Linked DNA regions of Homo sapiens: regions 1, 2 and 3 are each linked to region 4. Evidence: chromatin contacts called from ENCODE Hi-C data. All regions are on one chromosome and are shown on one strand. The core of a region is the stretch at or near the end of the contact, and the rest is flanking DNA. Distances in the headings are between cores, read along the strand shown.

Region 1 (2,700 bases), core at 201-2,700, 2.4 Mb after region 4:
GAATGTTCTTGTCCCTCATCCAAAGTAATAAAGTGCAGAGAAGCTCGCTTTTGTGCGCGCTGTCTCTCTCTCCCTCCCTCTCTCACTTTCTCGCTTTCTTTCCTCCACCCCTCCACCGCTCTCTCCAAGGGTCTTGGTCTCAGATCTCAGTTGCTTCTGCCCCTTGATGTTTGGGATTTTCTCCTTGCCTCACATTGCAGCTGCCTCTCCTTTGCGTCGGCGAATGTACGTCCAACAATCGCCCTCTAAAAGTTTTGAACTTTACTTAGGGGTTAAAAAAGAACTCTAGATCAAAGCTCTTGCGAGCTGCGTCCTAGTGCATTCAGGAATCCACCTCCTAGACAGAATTCCTCCAGCAACAATTCCAGTTCCATCCCACTTGTGAGCGCCAGCAGAGCATAGTGCTTGACATCGGGGCGAGAGAGGTGCATGCGCCGCGCACGCTCGGGCGCGCTCATACATACCACAAGAGGGTGAGTCCCCTGCCTCTCCCCGAGCCTAACCTGAAGGTCTGCGAGGAGGTCGCACCCGGTCCGCACCCCTTCCCCGCCAAACCCCGGACAACGCTTCATCCGCACGCCCAGAAGGGCAAAGCAAACACACTCCCTTCCAACACACTCCCTTCCGGGTCCTGCCCAGGCACAACCGCTCCTATTTACCGTCTTGTACCACCAGCTGGCGAATGCCATGGCAACAACCGGCTGGCTCCGATCCGCACGGCGGGGGAGCCGGCGAGGGCGCGGGGTGTTGCGTTGGAGGCGCCGGGCTCACACTCCGCTTGGCCGGGACCGGGCTGGCACTGAGCTCCGCACATCCCAAGGCGGCTGCCAGGTGGGCAGAACCCTGGGGGTGGGGCCCGGCGCAGGCCCCGCCCCTCCTCGCCCGCCCAATTTGGCTCGAGGCTGGTTAGGGAAGAGGCTCTGCGTCTCCAGGCAGCCACGCCCTGCGGCCCGGCCTTAGCGCGGAAGACTACATCCCGCTGTCCAGTGAAACCACCCCACTCACTCGGGGGTCCTGAGTGAACCTCATTCCCCGTTCATCCTCATCCTCATTCACCCACGTCTTACCAGCCAACTTTTCTTGACGCGTCCCCCCCTCCACTCTACCCGGCCAACGCCACGCCCAGCGCACTGGACCCGGCCGGGGAACCGAAGCCACCTGCAGCCACCTGCCTGGCAGCGGCCAAGCCCCTAGCCCTCTCCCTGCCCCGCGGGGGCGCCGGGGACTGCAGACCCGCCAGCCTGGCAACGCCCAGGGAGGGCGGCCACAGCTCCGGGACCCGGTACCCCATCGCCCAGCCCCGCGACGCCGACAGGAGCGCCACTCACCTCATGGGTGCGGCGGGCGGCGGCTGCTCGCCGGGGCCGCGGGGAGGCGGCGGGCTTCTGGCCGGGCTGGGACATGGCGAGGCCGCTGCGGCCGCTGCCTCCCGGAATGCGCCGCGGAGAGTGGCGGGGAGGCCTGGCGGGGAGTCCTGCCAGGGAGAGAGGGAGGGAGGGAGGGAGCGGAGGGCCCGGGAGCGGGCGATGAAACAGCTTTTCCGACCCCACCCCAGGTCTGCGCCGGGGTTCCCCTAGCCCCGATGGGCCCTCCCCTTCCTGCCCGCGGAGGGACCCGGGCTCCTGCCCTGTAACTTAACACCCTCCGCCCCGGTCCTCACCCGGTGACCCGCCCCGGCCCCAGCACTGCTCTGGTCCCGGTTGGTCAGAAAGAAGGGGTTGGAGGTTGCAGCGTTCCTCCTTCGATGCCCAGATCTAGCTTGCAGTTGTGCAACGAGAGAGCGGGACCCGGGCGTGGCCAGTCTACGCTTCGACCCTCCTCCCAACAATCCGGAGAAGTAGATACTCTTTCTACATTCTGCTCCGCTTTAGCTGCGAGAGTTTACCAACTCAAATCTGGCCCAAGCCTGGACAGTCTAGATAAGGAAGCGGATCACAAAAACAAATTGGTCTGTGTGTGTGTGCGTGCGTGCACGCGCCTGTGTATGTTTTATATGATTTTACTTTGTTTTTTGGCAGTTTCGAATTTTAATAAACTTTTATGGGGAGGAGAACATAGGTTCCAATGCAAAACGGAGAACAGTCCCAAATTTAAACCCTTATAGTCTTTCTAGAGTCTGGCGAGTTTTGTTTCTGAAGCTAGATTGCTTTCTTCTTGGGCTCATCTTAAACAGCGCTTCCTGGTTTGGGGCTGGAAGTGAAATTTAACAAGCCCTACGTGCTTATGTGAGAAACTGTCAGCCTGCAGTTGCTGCTGGTTCACAATCAGGCCTGACAGAAAACCTGTTTGTTACCCTGCAGTAGCATCATCATTCTGGGACTTGGGGTCACCGCTTTCTGCAGCGTTGGGGTTTAGACAGTTGAAGAGAGAGAAGGCAGAGCCTTTTTTTTTTTTTTTTTTTTTTTTCTGGAGAGGCAGTTTCGCTCTGTCTGGAGTGCAGTGGCGCGATCTCTGCTCGCTGCAATCTCCGCCTCCCAGGTTCAAGCGATTCTCCTGCCTCAGTCTCCTAAGTACTTGGGACTACAGGCGCGTTGTCACACCCAGCTTTTTTTTTTTTTTTTTTTTTTTAATGGTAGAGACGGGGTTTCACCACGTTGGTCAGACTGGTCTCGAACAACACCTGACCTCAAGTGATCTGCCCAGTGCTGCCTCCCAAAGTGCTAGGATTACAGGCGTGAGCCACTACAGCCGGCCAGAAGG
Region 2 (3,150 bases), core at 269-2,768, 2.1 Mb after region 4:
TTTTCACCATGTTGGCCAGACTGACCTCAGGCAATTTGCCCACCTCGGTCTCCCAAAGTGATGGGATTACAAGCATGAGCCACCGCACCAGGCCTATAAGTATTTTTGTAAGTAAAAACTATGTATTTGAATATGTCTCAGGATTTTCAAGAAATGCAAGTAAAAAATAGGAGCTGTGAAATAATTTTTGATTGTTGGATTTTGTTTCTTTAACCACAAAATCACACATCAGTTGGACCATAAGTGTGCTTTATAAGGGCACAAAAATATCAAATGAGATAATCAACATGAAAGTGCTTTTTATTCTTTAACTTTGATTTTTTATTTATTATTAATTATTGTTATTATTATTATTATTGAGACAGAGTCTCACTCTGTCACCCAGGCTGGAGTGCAGTGGTGCAATCTCGGCTCACTGCAACCTCCAGCTCCTGGGTTCAAGTGATTCTCCTGCCTTAGCCTCACGAATAGCTGGGATTACAGGCAAGCACCACCATGCCAAGCTAATGTTTGTATTTCTAGTACAGACGGGGTTCCACGAATTGGCCAGGCTGGTCTCAAACTCCTGACCTGAAGTGATCTACCCACCTTGGTGTCCCAAAGTCTTGGGATTACAGGCGTGAGCCATTGTACCCGGCCATGAAAGTGTCTTTAAACTGTAAACTGCTGCAGAAATATTAAACAATATTATTACTGTCCCTGGGACACAAGTGCTTGTAAAAAAGAAAGGATCTCTTCTGTCTACAATGACTTAGGGTTCTTCTAATTACAGGTATGAGTTCTCTGGGTCTAATGGTTCTATAAAAAATTATTTTCTTTGCAGTTGGAAATTTTAAAATATTTTAATAATTATTAGAATCATCTGAATTAACTGAATTTTTCTGCTTTGCCTTTCCTATTATCTACATGAATCCCAAAGACAGACCATAAGTTCTTTAATCAATCATTAACTGCTTATTAATCACTATTATAAGATCAACATATGCTAGGTGCTATCACATTAAAAAAAGAATAGACACAATTTTTGTTCTTAAGCACATTATCATTATTGAACTAATAAAAACAATAAAAGAGGGTACTATTATGTGGAACAGATTATAAGTGCACTGCTAAGAATTTAGCAGACAGGCAAACGAATGAGGGCTGGAACAGTCTGTAAGGAGGAGGTGAAATCTCAGCTGGATCTTAAAAGTTGGGTGGCATTTGAATTGTTGGAAAGAAGAAAGGGCATTTCAGCTAGTAAAGGCACTAGAAATATAGGCACAATGATCTAGAGATTGAGCAAGATTTCTTCTTATAAGAGAGAAGATTAGTTTTGCTCAACAAATATATACACATTGGGGAATACAGTTGACAACCTTAAAATTTGCCAGAGATTAGGTGTTATATGGTAGAAATTACAACATTTTAAAGATTTTAGATCAAGGGAACATAAAAGTGTAGGATTAGTCGTAGAAGAGAAACCAAAGAAAGTCAGGTCAAATAGTGAGCCCCTGGGGCCACCCCAGCGTGACATCCTAGTGTGGTGTTAGAGGAAAAAGGGAAGTGCTGCCTTCTATAGACCATGACAACATAGCAAGCAGAATAAATATGGTTGACTGACAATATATAGCTATTTATAAACATTCACAATTATTCTGTTACTTTCTAGATTAAATAACAGTCTATCGTTACCCAACATATGACTTACATTTGACAGACTGCTCCACAAGTCATCATTCTTAGCATTTCTATAGCTGAACTTCTTTAAGTACTGAATTATTCCTTTCTGGAATTTCTCCTCACCCAGAAAATCCTTGAGCATATTCAAAATACAAGCTCCCTTTAAAAAAAAACAAAAGAGTTGAAAAAAGAGATAAAGAAAATGGTAGTATGGTATGTTTTTAAAGGAAGCTTAAATTTTACGGAACATGTGTGATGTCTGAAAAGTGAACAAATAAAAAGTGAAACAAGTAGCAGGAACTGGCACCAGTGACTTAAACTGCTGATTCTATAGTCATTATTACACTTCTGAAAGCAGAGCTTCCACCTGCACCTGATATTTACTACCTTGTTATAGGAAACTTCATCAAACATTTCCTGTATTTGAGTCGGGGTTTCCGCTGGTTTGGAGATAGGGCGGGATGAATTCAATGAATCTTTTGTAATTACTTCAAAACACACATTCAAAAAATAGTCATCCTAAACAGGGAGAAAAATGTTTAGTTTTAGTTTCTATTTGACACTGTAAAAGCAATAGAAAACATAGTAGGTTTAGTAAGATGTTCTTAGAGGTAAGATTTCAATCGATATTTCTTGGGAGATGTTTCTTTTCTTGTATGTATTCCCCTTTGGCCAAAGGGGAATACATCTTTTTAAAGTTTCTCTACTTTAAAAAGATACAAATCCAATATTCCTTCAGACATTGCCTGAATGTTTATCATGTACCAGCCCTTGAATACAGAAATAAAATAATGGTTTCCATTTAGTGAATACTTGTTACGTGCCTAGACCTATCATCTGCAATCCTGTCAACACCTCTGCAAGGGAGATATGGTATATGCATTTTACAAATAAGAATATATAAAGCTTTGGCATTAAGCCACAAATTCAGTACATACACAGTAACAAGAAGAGCCTAACTTTGAATCCATGTCTGTCTATAGTGTACTGGACTAAATATATATCCCAAAGACCTAATTAACCATTACTAACCACCTTGATATGCAAATTTGTGTAGTGTTCAGACCACTATATTCGTTTTTAAAAAAGACGTACCTGAAGAAATCCCTTCACACATTTTGGGGAAGCCAGCAGACCCTTTGGAAATTCTAGAAAAGTACACCCCCAATGATGTTGATTTCAGGTTACATGCCGAGAACTCTCTATAGTACCTAGTAGCCATGAGCATTCCTGTGCAGATGTATACAAACAGTGATGTTCTTTCCTCTCAACCCACATACACAGTTCTACATTTGTATTAGTTTGCCTTCTCTCTTTACAGACTTTGGGGTGACAGATTTATGTTGATTGTTTTCTAAAACCTTCAATGTTTCATCCAGTTCTGTGATCTGTTTCGTGTATCAAACAAAATGCCATATGTTCAAAAACCACAACATTATGTAGTTTTTCTGTTTAACATTCACTTGAAATTTTAATAGTGAATTGATG
Region 3 (3,143 bases), core at 272-2,771, 2.1 Mb after region 4:
AAGAATGAACATTGGAATAGTCACTTACAAGGACTTAACGACTTGTATTAAACATATTTTACACTAAAGTACTAGATGGTCTCTAGTTCATTTTAGCTCAAACCTTCCTTAATTCTTCGAGTAACTTCACCAGACTATTCTTTAAGTCTTAGTAATTACAAATAGAACCTGAATGAGAAAGAAAATTCAGAATTAAAGTTGTTATCAGTAAGCCTAATTAAACAGTGCAGACAGAAAGATGGCAGTAGAATAAAGCATTCTACATTAGGAATAGGGAGAATATAATCAGTAGTTCACAGCCCCATGAATGAAGCACAGCATACAACAAAGTCTGGCTGGGATTTGGGATAAAGTGGACAATATCTGTCTGCTCTTGAGTGGTAACTAACAAACTAAACAGGGATATAGACTGTGGCCCCTATTAATGTGATACTGTACCTGAAGTAACCAACCACACTCAGCAAAACATGTCAACCAGAGACTGAATCCTCTTTTAGTGAGTCGTCTCCCTTACTGGCAGTTTTCCTACTTTCTATCTTAAAAGGGAATCCACACACTCAACACCGCAAAACGGTAAGACATCTCACCCCTATATTGTGGCTCTGGCACTTCTGGTCCGCACAAAAGCCATGGTTCTAACTAGGGTGGGATTTATGCTCCCCGTTCAGTGAAGGGCTGTGGCTGTTTGCAGGGTGCAGGCTCCCTGCGTTGACTCTCGCTTCCTGTCACACAGTGGTATCACCACCGTGACGGACCCTTGACATTAACAAGTCTTTGACTGAAAAACTGATGTGATCTGCAGCCAGTGAGGGGATGCGTGGTGGCCCTGCCGAGTACCTCGGCAGGGTCAGGAGGGTGGCACTGTGGCCAGGCACCTCCGCGGCACCGAGCGAGGTGAGCAAGCCTTTCCTGAAGTTTCCCTTCCTTCCACAACATTAACCTGCCAAGCCTCCCACCCCCACCCCGCCCTATTAGGAAAAGTCACGCCGGCAGCTCACTGAAGGGCAGGGGGACAGCTCCTGGCGCCCCACAAAAGTTGGGCTCGGCAGCTGCCACAACTTAACGCTCCTACAGGAGAGTCGGGCCGACACCGCCTCCTCCGGGGGCAAACCTGAGCTGCCAACTTTCCCACTGCCCACTCCTCTGCGCACAGCAGCCCAAACTTTGCTGTTTGCCCACCGGCCGCACCCCGGGCGAGCGGCGGCGGCGCTGACCTTCAAGCCAGCCCCGGGTCCCGCACTGGCCGCCGCCCGCCCCCCGAACCTCCCTGCCTCCCCCAGATCCCCTCTCCCTGCCTCCCTCAGCCCTCGTGGGAAGCCCGCGGTGTTGGGGGAGACGGCTGCAGCCCGACCCCGCGTGTCACGACTGCCCACGACCCTCAGGGCTCCGGAGAGCCCGGGTCCCGGCGCCTCGGCAGCCCACTCACCATTGGTGAAGGGCTCCATTTTCCCCCCGCCGCGGCTCCTTACAGCCGGAGCGCCCGAGCTTCCTACTCCGAGAGCTGAGGCGGCCCAGCTGACTGAGCATGCCCAGCGCGGCCTCCAAGGGCTGCCAGGGAGGTGCCGCGAGGGGCGGCGCCGCTCCGCCGTTCCGGGTTTTCGTGGCAGCTGCAGAAAGAGCGAGGGAAGCAAGAGGGAAAAGCACAGTCAAACCCCCTGCTGCTCCGTGGACAGGCGAGGTGGGAGCGGGTTCGCGCTGGGGGCGGGGCCTAGGCGGGGCCGGGAAAGCCCAGCCCCTACCTGAAGTGGACCCGGCTGCGGCGCTCTCCCCGGCCGGGAACGGTGTTCAGTCACTCAACAAATGTGGAGCCCTACTGCGACCCGCCCGATCCCGGACGCCGAGACACCCGCACTGCGCCAGAAAATCATGGTCCCAGTCCCAGGAGCGGACATTCCAGAAACAGACCATAAATAAACACAGAAGACACACGAGTGTAAAGTCAGTGCCCCGCTGCGAATTAAATCGGGGTGATGTGATGGCGAGTGAGTGGGTAGTTAATTCGGATGGCTTGGTTAGACGAGGCCTCGCTGAGCAGGTGCCACTGAAGCCGAAGTCTGAAGGCAGAGCAGGAACCTGCGGGCGAAGGTCGCTATCTGAACCGCGAATCGCTGGTTTCCCTGGGGAGGTTGGCCGCGGAGGGATCACTGCTCGAAGGACCGAGGGAGCGGGCGCTGTAGGTGTTTTCGGCAGAGATGCCCGCCCGCATCAGAGTGCCTCAGGAGGGCGGTGAGGAGGAGACGGAAGAGAGGGCGGGGACCTCGCAGGGCCGAGGGCGCCCTGGGGTCCAGTCCCGGGGCTGGCGGCTGCCTTGCGGCCTCTAGGTGCGGGCGGATAACAAAACCCGGCGCCGGATCGCCCGGCCCGGGTCGCGGGCGCCGCAGGATGTGGGCAGAAGGCCCGCCTGTTCCGAGCCTTAAATCAACACCTGCGGTTCCCGGGGGTGCTACCACTGGGGCCCGCAGCAAGGCTCCGCGGCGCTAGGCCCGAGAAACCGAAACTCCCCTAGTCGCCCCTGCCCCCCAGCACTCGCGCCATTGCCTCCAGCCCCGAGCCACCATTGTTTCCAGTGCCAAATCGGGCAGCCCCGCTAGCCTCCGAGGCCGAACCGCCAGGGGCCCCATAAGCCCCGAGGAGGCTCGTCGGGAACCGCTTCCTTATCCTCTCGGTATGCGCATCGCCACCACCCTCGCTGCAGAGGCCGCCGCCCTCCCAGCGCGCCATCACCGCCTCCTCTGCCTCTTCCCCTCCCTCAGCCCCGGCCCCTGCATTGACTTGGCTCGGGCTGCGCCTCACTGCGCCTGCCAACTGTCACACGCTCTGAGGCTTTCAACAGCGGGGCGCCAGGGACAAACAAGCCGCGGCAAGCGCAAACAGCCTGCTCAAACAGGGACGGCCAGGGTGTTGTTTGACCAGCACTGGAATTGGAAACTAGGTTTCGAAGAAGTCAAATCGAAGTACAATATTGTATTTTAAACTGCCTGTTGTTATTACATCCCTCACAACGCACGCTCTACTTGAAACTTCCAGTGGATACCAACTGCACTTAGAATAAAAAATGAAACTCCTTGCCTAACTCTGGGACCTCATCAGCACATACTCACCATATTTTGGTAACAAAGGCCTTCATGCTGTTCCCGGAAGTC
Region 4 (3,228 bases), core at 128-2,627:
ATATGTATATTGTAAGAATTGCAAGGATGAATGATTCATATTCTCAAGGAATTTAGAGTCTATTAGAGGATAAAACTACAAAACTAAAAATCAATCATATGATCTGTTAAGAAATGACTACAGAAACAAAAGTAAGAAAGCAGCAAATGTGAGGTTTGAGGATAGAGACAGAAGAATTTCTGACAGGAAGTAATTTTTGAATTGAGCCTTGATGAATGAGAATATCACTTAGAAATAAGAAAAGGAGGACCAGGTGCAGTGGCTCATGCCTGTAATCCCAGCACTTTGGGAGGTTGAAGCAGGCAGATCACCTGAGGTCAGGAGTTCGAGACTAGCCTGGTCAACATGGCAAAATCCTATCGCTACTAACAATACAAAAAAATTAGTCATGCATGGTGGCGTGCACCTGTGGTCCCAGCTACTCGGAAGACTGAGGCACAAGAATCTTGAACCCCGGTGGCAGAGGTTGCAATGAGCCAAGATCGTGCCACTGCACTCTAGCCTGGGTGACAGAGTGAGACTCTGTCTAAAAAAAGAAATAAGAAAAGGGCATTTTAGGTAAAGAAAATGGCTGAGGAAGCTATAAAAATACCTTACATATTTAGTCTCTTTGCAGTTTTTTGCCTCCTGTGTGACAGCTTCCCCACATTACACTCCCTAACTAAATACCCATGAAGCCATAAGAATTCCCTCCATTTTTATTTCTTGTTTTGTCACCAACTTTGAAATTTGATAGTGTATTAAAATAATGGATGGTCCACCACAGTCATGAAGAATGAATAGAACCTCCTGATAAAAGTGGTTTTTGTGAGTTTTTTTAGGGATGGTTAATTTTTTAAAATCTGATTCTGGAATGCAAGAAGATTATAAAATGTTTTTAAATTTAAAAAAACAAACATCTGTATACCATGCTGTTCTCTTCTTTGCATTGGGATTTGGGTTATTTCATAGAGCATTTTAATTAATGGTGCAAATTAGTCTAATTACCAAATTAGTCTAAAGCTCTCAGAAGTGAGGTCAATGGATACACATGCTGTGGAAAGGCCAGACTTTTCATAAAGCCACAAAAACTATTTTTGGTACCCAGAAGATGACTTGGTTAGTATCAAAAACAGTAAGATCTACCTTCATTTAGGACATAAGTGAAAGACACTTCTGTGGTTAATAAATTTCACTGGCAGCAAGGGAGTAGAAGCCCCTAGGAGATACACTCCACTGCTTCTACAGAGAGGTAGAAGTGGAGTTTCAGTTTTAATTTTGCACTGTCTTTCTTTGAAATGATTCTAGCTTCTGCTTTTGAACAAACAGTAACAGTTTCTGATCCCTGTTTTACTGTCATTGAATATCAAATGGAGAACTTGTTTCTGAGACAGGAAATGCTAGTGAAACTCCTCGCTCCTGTCAGCACTTTCTAAGCAAAGTCAGGCACACTGCTTGCATTCTCTGTATTTGGAGATCTTCATCTTTACACGATGCTTATTGCAATCTGGAAGCTAAAATAATCCATACTCAGGCTTCAATAGCCTAAACTGTTTTTTTGTTTTTGTTTTTTGTTTCATTTTTGTTTTTTTTTTGTTTTTTTTTTTTTTTTTTGAGACAGAGTCTCGCTCTGTCACCCAGGCTGGAGTGCAGTGGCAGGATCTTGGCTCACTTCAACCTCCACCTCCTGGGTGAAGCAATTTTCCTGTCTCAGCCTCTCAAGTCCCAAGTAGCTGGGACTACAGGCATGTGCCACCATGCCCAGCTAATTTTTGTATTTTTAGTGGAGACAGGTTTTCACCATGTTGGCCAGGCTGGTCTCAAACTCCTGCACTCAAGTGATCTGCCCCCGTCAGCCTCCCAACGTGCTGGGATTACAGGTGTGGGCCACTGACCCAGGCCCAATAGCTTAATCTTCATATTTCACACCTGGAAAACTATAATTATAGTACTGCTGACTTTTTAAACTGGTACAAAGACTTATCTTAGGCAATGTCTAAAAAGTGCTCTAATCACCTTAGAAGAAAATTATGCACTCTACAAATCACAGACTTGGGAGGCTTTGTTAAAAGTAACCTGTTCCAACACTGCAATATATGAATCAAGAATCATTTGTATGATACAGTGAATTAAGATGGGTACTCTGGGCATTTTATTTTGAAAGGTCAACAAAATGCAACTTGTTAGAACAGTTTTAGCTCTGTAGCCTATGGCTACCAGTTTACGCTAAAATAAGTCTTTTATTATACACAGTGACAAATTCTTCCATCTCTTCAGCTCTTTTCACCAATGCAATGTATACTGAGTAGTATCTCCTTCAGTTAGTTTAGGCCATCTCTGGCTCTTCTGGAATATTCTGTCCCTCTCAGGGCTGCATTTGATATGCACTTTAAATGTATTTTGCCTATAATTTAAAAGATAGGATGGGGCTGGGCACTGTGGCTCACACCTGTAATCCCAACACTTTGGGTGGCCACAGAAGGCAGATCGCTTGAGGTCAGGAGTACGAAAACAACCTGGCCAAGATGGTGAAATCCCATCTCTAATAAAAATACAAAAATTAGTCAAGTATGGTGGCAGGCACTTGTAATCACAGCTACTTGGGAGGCTGTGGCACAAGAATCGCTTGAACCCGGGAGGAGGAGGTTTCAGAGAGCCGAGATTGCGCCACTGCCCTGCAGCCTGGGTAACAAAGGAAGACTCTGTCTCAAAATAAATAAATAAATAAGATAGCAGGATGGGTGCAGTGGCTCACACTTATAATTCCAGCACTTTGGGAGGCCAAGGGGAGAGGATCACCTGAGTTCAGGAGTTTAAGACCAGCCTGGACAACATGATAAGACCCCATCTCTGTAACAATTTTAAAAATTAGCCAAGAGTGGTGGCATAAGCCTGTGGTCCCAGCTACTCGGGAGGCTGAGGTGGAAGGATCACCTGAGCCCATGGGGTAGAGGCTGCTGTGTTTGCACCACTCACTCTAGCCTGGGCAACAGAGTGAGATCCTGTCTCAGTCAATCAGTCAGTAATAAATAAATATAAAATGATAGCAGCTGGTAGTCAGCAGAGGCGGCAAGGGAGATTTCCCAAAATAACGAAATTCTCAAGATTCTATCCTCAGGATAGATTCTGAAATCCTCAGAGAATTTGGAAATTCTCAAGAGGTAGTTTTGCTAACACACATCCACTTGTAATCCATATTGTCTTTTCTCCCTTGGGGTGCAAGGCGTTAATTAACAATATTTAACTTAA

The links. Hi-C counts contacts between places; a loop is a spot of excess contacts on that map. Pooled maps may share reads with other maps.
Region 1: a pooled map shows a loop between it and region 4 (7-fold over the local background). The contact joins the promoter of CAST here to the enhancer-like site in region 4. A Hi-C loop is called at or near these places in 2 of 168 maps with a recorded cell type or tissue (B cell and naive thymus-derived CD4-positive, alpha-beta T cell), 1 of 37 single-sample maps with no recorded cell type and 7 of 50 pooled maps.
Region 2: a pooled map shows a loop between it and region 4 (5-fold over the local background). The contact joins two enhancer-like sites. A Hi-C loop is called at or near these places in 2 of 37 single-sample maps with no recorded cell type and 5 of 50 pooled maps.
Region 3: a loop to region 4 is called in a map of CD4-positive, alpha-beta memory T cell, with 8 times the contacts of the local background. The contact joins the promoter of LNPEP here to the enhancer-like site in region 4. A Hi-C loop is called at or near these places in 2 of 168 maps with a recorded cell type or tissue (CD4-positive, alpha-beta memory T cell and naive thymus-derived CD4-positive, alpha-beta T cell), 5 of 37 single-sample maps with no recorded cell type and 10 of 50 pooled maps.

What each region holds. Positions count from the first base shown.
Region 1 is chr5:96,661,126-96,663,825 of GRCh38, reverse strand. CAST (calpastatin) reads right to left here and starts at 1,450. Exons shown (of 32, transcript NM_001750.7): 1 at 1,329-1,450. The coding sequence starts at 1,403. RefSeq lists silencers at 674-953, 1,144-1,733 and an enhancer at 1,296-1,797.
Region 2 is chr5:96,895,404-96,898,553 of GRCh38, reverse strand. ERAP2 (endoplasmic reticulum aminopeptidase 2) reads right to left here. Exons shown (of 19, transcript NM_022350.5): 8 at 2,050-2,181; 9 at 1,691-1,822. It also overlaps a transcript of ERAP1 not described here. Among named protein-coding and RNA genes, the nearest start is that of ERAP2, 20 kb to the right of the region's middle. RefSeq lists an enhancer at 1,369-1,428. Within about 2 kb of position 1,518, at least 8 of the 41 ENCODE cell types and tissues checked have a DNase peak (open chromatin) inside an H3K27ac peak, as active enhancers do.
Region 3 is chr5:96,934,458-96,937,600 of GRCh38, reverse strand. LNPEP (leucyl and cystinyl aminopeptidase) reads right to left here and starts at 1,521. Exons shown (of 18, transcript NM_005575.3): 1 at 1,427-1,521. The coding sequence starts at 1,445. It overlaps LOC124901030, which reads left to right and starts at 1,526. Exons shown (of 1, transcript XM_047417984.1): 1 at 1,526-3,143. The coding sequence starts at 1,526. The coding sequence ends at 2,230. It also overlaps a transcript of ERAP1 not described here. RefSeq lists silencers at 988-1,067, 1,198-1,267, 2,208-2,277, 2,718-2,837 and enhancers at 1,858-2,167, 2,468-2,607, 2,918-3,047, 3,108-3,143.
Region 4 is chr5:99,025,565-99,028,792 of GRCh38, reverse strand. No RefSeq gene overlaps it. Among named protein-coding and RNA genes, the nearest start is that of CHD1, 98 kb to the right of the region's middle. Within about 2 kb of position 1,377, at least 5 of the 41 ENCODE cell types and tissues checked have a DNase peak (open chromatin) inside an H3K27ac peak, as active enhancers do; they include B cell, where a contact is called at or near this core.